Linked DNA regions of Mus musculus: region 2 is linked to region 1. The links are chromatin loops, found by intact Hi-C in ENCODE. Cell type or tissue: gastrocnemius. All regions are shown on one strand. Links, peaks and the distances in the headings refer to the core of each region. The heading gives the core; the rest is flanking DNA.

Evidence for each region. Hi-C counts contacts between places; a loop is a spot of excess contacts. Peaks named below come from ENCODE experiments on the same cell type or tissue, not always from the same donor. Only the 100,000 strongest peaks of a DNase experiment are listed, where the experiment ranks them.
Region 2: a loop joins it to region 1, with 1.8 times the contacts of the local background. A loop is called at or near these places in 2 of 42 quality-filtered maps.

Annotation. Positions count from the first base shown.
Region 1 is chr2:27,580,924-27,583,833 of GRCm38, forward strand. Gm52506 (a long non-coding RNA gene) reads left to right here. Exons shown (of 3, transcript XR_003953780.1): 2 at 469-528; 3 at 1,133-2,910. Among named protein-coding and RNA genes, the nearest start is that of Gm39776, 4.7 kb to the left of the region's middle. In gastrocnemius, for the core only: no CTCF peak of the experiment used is centred there; DNase peaks (open chromatin) are centred at 1,496 and 2,378.
Region 2 is chr2:27,655,812-27,658,721 of GRCm38, forward strand. No RefSeq gene overlaps it. Among named protein-coding and RNA genes, the nearest start is that of Rxra, 20 kb to the right of the region's middle. In gastrocnemius, for the core only: no CTCF peak of the experiment used is centred there; no DNase peak of the experiment used is centred there.

The DNA of each region.
Region 1 (2,910 bases), core at 92-2,591:
TCTACTGGGGTGGGGGATCTCCAGGGAGTGTGTGGAGGTAGGTCTACAGGGGTCCCCAAAGCTCATCCTCCCATCCCAAGGTTTCATGTTACCAAGGTTTACCATTGATACTGTCACACTCGGGGGGGGGGGGCATGAGGCATGAGGAAGCCTTGCCCCATGCCTGTCTGGTGGTATGATTTGATTGTGCCTGGCAGTTTGGGGTGGGGCAGAGAGGGACAGGTGGATGGTGGGAGCTTGACCTCATGTCTGATGTGATTGGTTAGTAGGTGATAAGGGGAAGAGAAAAGAAAAGGGAAACTTCAGAAGAGTCTTCGCTTGGTTAGAGTGGAACATATGCAAGAGCATAGGATCACTTGTCTCCCTCCCTCCCTCCCTCCCTCCCTCCCTCCCTCCCTCCCTCCCTCCCTCCCTCCCTCCCTCCCTTCCTCCCTTCCTTCCTTTTTTCTTTCTTGTTCTTTTCTCAAGACAGCCCAGGATTTGAGCCCACCCCTAGCTACCCCAGACCTTGGCAGGTGACCGTCACAGGTATGCACCATCACACAGGACTGGGCAAAATCTTGACAAGGTGCTTGCAAACTTGGAGGTTGGGAGGTGGTATTCAAGGCTGCTTGTAGAAAGAGCCTTAAGAAAGGGCTGGCCAGGGCCAGGAAGAGGCCTTCTTGGACCTCTGCAAATGGGCCAAATAACAGCCCACTCTGAGGAGGAACATCATAAAGTACTTGTTCCATTGATGTCCTTGGTTCCTGCTGGGGGAGGCCAAGGATGGGAAACTGAGGCCCATGAAGGGGTCCCCAAGCTGGCCTGTTCTCCAGGGATGCAGCCACCCACTGTGTGCTCAACACAGCTCTGGGCAGGGTATCCTTTTGTTCTTTCTGTGAGTCTTCTTTCCTCCAGGTCTCCTTTCCTCTGATGCCCTCTATGAGGTCTTCCACCTCCTCTCATTACAGTTTGGAGAGGGGAGTGTCTCTTCGGGGGTTGCCAGGCCCTGCTGCAAGAGGCTTGTGGTAGGGCAAATGGTCTGCAGCCAGTGTTGATAGAGAGGGGGATGCAGGGCTCCCTGCACCCTCAGCAGCCAGCCCTACCCTCTTCCACCAGGGCCATTTCCCTGACTCCTGATTTTTCATTACAGCAGCACACAGTCTCAGAGTTACCCAAGGTCACGGAGCTGCAAGGGGAGCAGAATGAGGCCATTACACCAGCCTCTAATGTCCCCGCGGCCTCAGCTCGCTAGCTGCCTCGATCAAGCACCCGGGACACTCCAATTTCCGCCTGTCCTGAGGTGATCGTATCAGGGCCTGAGTGATCTCCTTGCCGGCGGGCAGTGGAGATGCTGTGGCAGCAAGCTGGCTGTTCCCCTACTCGGCCACCTTCTGAGTCCACACATCCTCTCCCTTGGGAACAAAAGGGAGGCACCAGCTGAGACCATTGGCTGAGAAATGGCTGGCAGGATGTCTCCCTGCGCTTCACCCTTGCCCTGTAAGAGTTCAGACTTAGTTCAGCTGCTGGCTGGCCAGGAGCACCAGCCATTGCCCATCACTCTGGCTGGCTGGAAGGGCTAGGATGCTAGGCTCTAGTTGTTCTGCATGGGATGGGTGGGTGAGGAGCTACGCTAGCTGGGGGGGCTGGGGGTAATAGCTACCCTCAGGGATTCTTAAGGCTCCAGACCTCTGTCACTCATCATTTCGGTTTATAAAAGGCCCGTGGTCCCGGGATATTGGCTGATGCTGAGCCCTGTGCTGACCTTCCCTCCCATCTGCCAAGGGCAGGAGCTGGATGAGATGGCCCAGGGTAAAGAATGAGTTGGCAATCCTGGATTTCTGATCCTCACCCCTTAGAAGTTTTTGTGCTGGTCCGCATGTCACACTTGGCCCATCTGCAAGGGATGTGGAAGCCATGATGCTGGCTCTGGTCTGGGAAACTTTTTATTAAGATCTATCTCAACAAAAATAGCGAAAATGCAAATGTCTCTACATCCTCAGCAAGAGGGGAATGTAGTCCCTTAGCTTCTTGGCGCTGAATTGGAAGTGGCTGTGGTCATACTCAGGACCACAGCTCTGAAACAGAGTTTAGGTAGACAGTGCTCAGGGGGTGAGGTGCTGGCATCAGAGGCGATAGGGGTGGACCCAGAGAGTGTGCTTATCTGGAGTGTATGTTTACAAACTCTCAACTGTACATGGAAAGGGACAACTTCTGCCTGGGACAATGCCACAGGACTACTTACTTGTGCAATGGGCACAGATCATAATCAGGTGATCACTGGCTGAGATACTGCCATAAGCCAGAACGGGACCTCATGCCAGCTGTCCTTCTGTCTCTTTGCCCTTTGCTAGGCCTGCATTGGCTACTGGTCCTAAAGCCCAGGGTAGGGTCCTTGGGGTAGGGACTCCTTCCAAAGGTTTGGCTGCCAATGTGCAACATGGGGTCCTTACTAACTAACCTGGACCACTTCCAGTTTTCTCTGGCTTGGGAAAGCAGCCTGTAGGGGTTGGCTTTCTACTCTAGCTGGAAGGCAGGACTCTGTTAGGCATGCACTGCCCTCCTCCATGTCTCCCCGTGATTTCTACTACACTGTAAATAAACCAACACCAGGATTAAACCCATGGAGGATGGTGGTGGGGGACACAGAGCTTAGACTGGAATTGGAACTGCAGAGCCAATCAGCATTTATGTACATTGTTATTCTGCTTGCATATATGTCTGTGTGAGGGCATCAGATTCTCTGGAACTGGAGTTAAAAAGAGTTGTGAGCTCCCATGTGGGTGCTAGAAATTGAACCTGAGTCTTTTGGTTAAGAACAGCCAGTGCGCTTAACTGCTGGGCCATCTCTCCTGCCCCAGCTTTCTTTCTCGTGAAATTCAAAGGAGAAGGCTGATGAAGACCAGCATCTCCAGGGGCAGGGTCCCAGGG
Region 2 (2,910 bases), core at 296-2,795, 75 kb after region 1:
GGGAAAGCCACAGTCAACCCCCCCCCCCCCCCAGAGCAGCTGGCTGACATCTAAATACCTGTGAACATGCAGCCAGAACACCATATCAAAACTCTCTAGCTGGACCTTGTGGACTCTTGACCCACACAGTCTTGGTGTAAAGTAGATTGTTTTTGTGAGCCCCTAAATGTAGGGGCCCCATGATACATAGCAGCAGAGGAGGTGTGCCTGCTTCAGGTTCTGAGCCATGTCCTGGATTAGCATGGCATCTTCTGGTAGCATTACAGCTCAGCAACTTAGGCCTAAGCACCGCCTGCGCTTGCTTTGCCACAGGGACTCCTTTGTACAAAAAGACTGTTTTGACACTTAGATCCCTCCATGTGAGAGAACCATAAAACATTCCCACAGAAAAAGCCAGCGTGAGCCAAGAGTTACCGTCAGGGACACCACAGTGGCAGAACATCACAAGGATGAAACTGCCATGAGAGGGACCACCCATACAGTTCTCGGGTCCTGATGCTGATTCAAGTTCTGCTTGCTGATCCTTGGGGAGGAGGAACCCTTGGAGGTTCTGGCTTGCTGCTAAGACCGCCCTAAGTGGGTAGGAGAAGCAGCACTGCTCCCTGTACCAGCCAAGGGGGAAGGTGCCAGCACTGCCTTGGCATCCTGTGCTCTTTCTTAGAGCCTCAGAAGGGGGAAGGACCTGGGGGAAGGGGCTTGCTCTCTTGACACAAGTGAGAACTTGGGGTCTTTAAGCTTCAGGGACCGAAGTCACAATGCTAGGGATGAGGTTTAACCTGAGGTCTGCAGGACTCCCAAGGCTGTACCCTTGCCATGTCATGGGCTGCAGTGTAAAAACCTAGTAAGCTTTAGTTAGGGATGAAGGACACCTTCCTGAAAAGCTCTCCTTCCTTAGAGGAACATGGTTTCCTTGGGACAGGCTTCTCCCCTGCAGAGAACACCACCTTTCAACAGGGCAAAGCTCAAAGTCTTCTCTGATTGGACACACCCAGTGCAATAGAGCCTTACATTTTATTTGGGGGCTTAGAGGAAGAATGCAGTAAAATACTAAGCTGTGGGTGTGAAGACAAGGAGAAAGCTCTTTGCTTACTGTATTCAGCAAGGTTAGGGTCATCATTTGTATGCCTATGGGGGCCACTTGTGTTGAGGGCTTTAGATACCATGGGGAATATTATGGAGCCAGGGCTCGGGGGCATCAAGGGTCATGCAGACACCAGGCCTGGGATCCCAAGTACTTCTCCTTTTCTTCTTTGTTTTCGAGACAGGGCTTTATAGAGGTCAGCCTTGAACTGGTACATAGCAGAGATGTTCTTGGCATCCTCCAGTTCCTCCCACATCCACCTCCAGGCTGCTAGGATTCCAGGTGTAGGGCACCACAACACACCAGGTTTATGTGGTGTTGGGAACTGAACTCAGGTTAAATGCTGGCTAGGCAGGCACTTTATCTACTCATCGATAATCCCAGTCCCTAAGTGGCCTTGACACAATACTCCTCACTGCCAAGGGACTCCTATTACAACCTCCTAAGCTCTGGGTATCTGCTATGTCTGCCTCAGATGCTCCACCTGACATCTTTTTCTGCAGTCACTATATCCTCTGAGGTTTGAGGTCTGAAACACATCTTTACCCTTGTAGGTATGACTTGGAGTTATCCCGTCCCTCTGTCTGGCTGCTCATCACTGGCCCTGTTTACATTCCCTATGTATTCCAATGGTACCCCCAAAATGAACATCACACTAAGGGCAGGTACATGAGTGCATACCCACACTAGGTTATGCTCTCCATTGACACACACAAGGCACTTGCCAGGGATGTACATAAGGACCGGCACTGTTGGCAGTTGCTGAGACCCCCTCGCTCCCACAGGAAACCTGCCACTCATGGAGATGGAGCTGTTGGAGTGAAGTCATGCAGCTAATATGTGTCAGGAGCAGGGTTGGATCTTCAGGGTCTGCTACCTCACTGACTACCTTGGAGTTTCTCTGCTTGCTTGTTTGAATGATACAAGTAGGAGAGCCCATGTGTGCTGCAGGGGGCTGCCCAAGCATTCCTGTATGTGTCTTTTGGTGGGCACATGCTCTAGGGGTAAGTGGTTGGGCCATGTTTCTGTATTTTATTTACATTTAAGTTTTAAAAAGAATAGCATCTTCTCTCCCAATGTACTTGTCCTGTTTTATATTCCCATTGTGAAGGCCAAAGAGTTCTGTTACTCTACATCTTTGCCACCAGTAGGAAAAGTCTTGGAAATTTTAGCTGCCAGGCCTTGTGGCGCAATTTTGTTGTAGTTTGGACTATTTGTGCATATTCTTTTGTGAGATGTATATTTAAGTATGTTGCTCATTTCTTTAGAAAGGATTTTTAGATTTTTTTTTTTATGTGTATGAGTCTTTGCCTGCATGTCCGTGTGTCCATCATATGCATGAAGTGCCCAGGGAGGCAAAAGGAGAGTGCTGGAGCCTCTGGAACTGGAATCACAAACACTGTGAGGTTCCATGTGGATGCTGGGAGTTAAACCAGGTCCTCTCAGGAAGAGCAGTCTGTTTCTCCAGCCTCCTCTTACCCACTTTAAAAAAGATTATTATACGTTTAAAATATGCATGTGTATGCATGTACATTCATGTGTGCATGATTGTGGGTTCATGTGCCTGTGAGAACATGAGCTACCTGAGATGGCTGTGAGCTACCTGAGATGGGTGACAGATACCAAATTCCAGTCTTCTCAAGGGCAGCATGTCCTCTTAAGCTCAGAGCCACTGAGCCATCTCACAAGCCTCACACTCACCACTTAATATATTGGTTTTACTTCTGCTATTGAATACAAGTCTCTTTATATACTATACACACATACTGCACACATGTGCATACACACACACACTCTCACACATGTACATTGTCTTAGCGTTATACTGC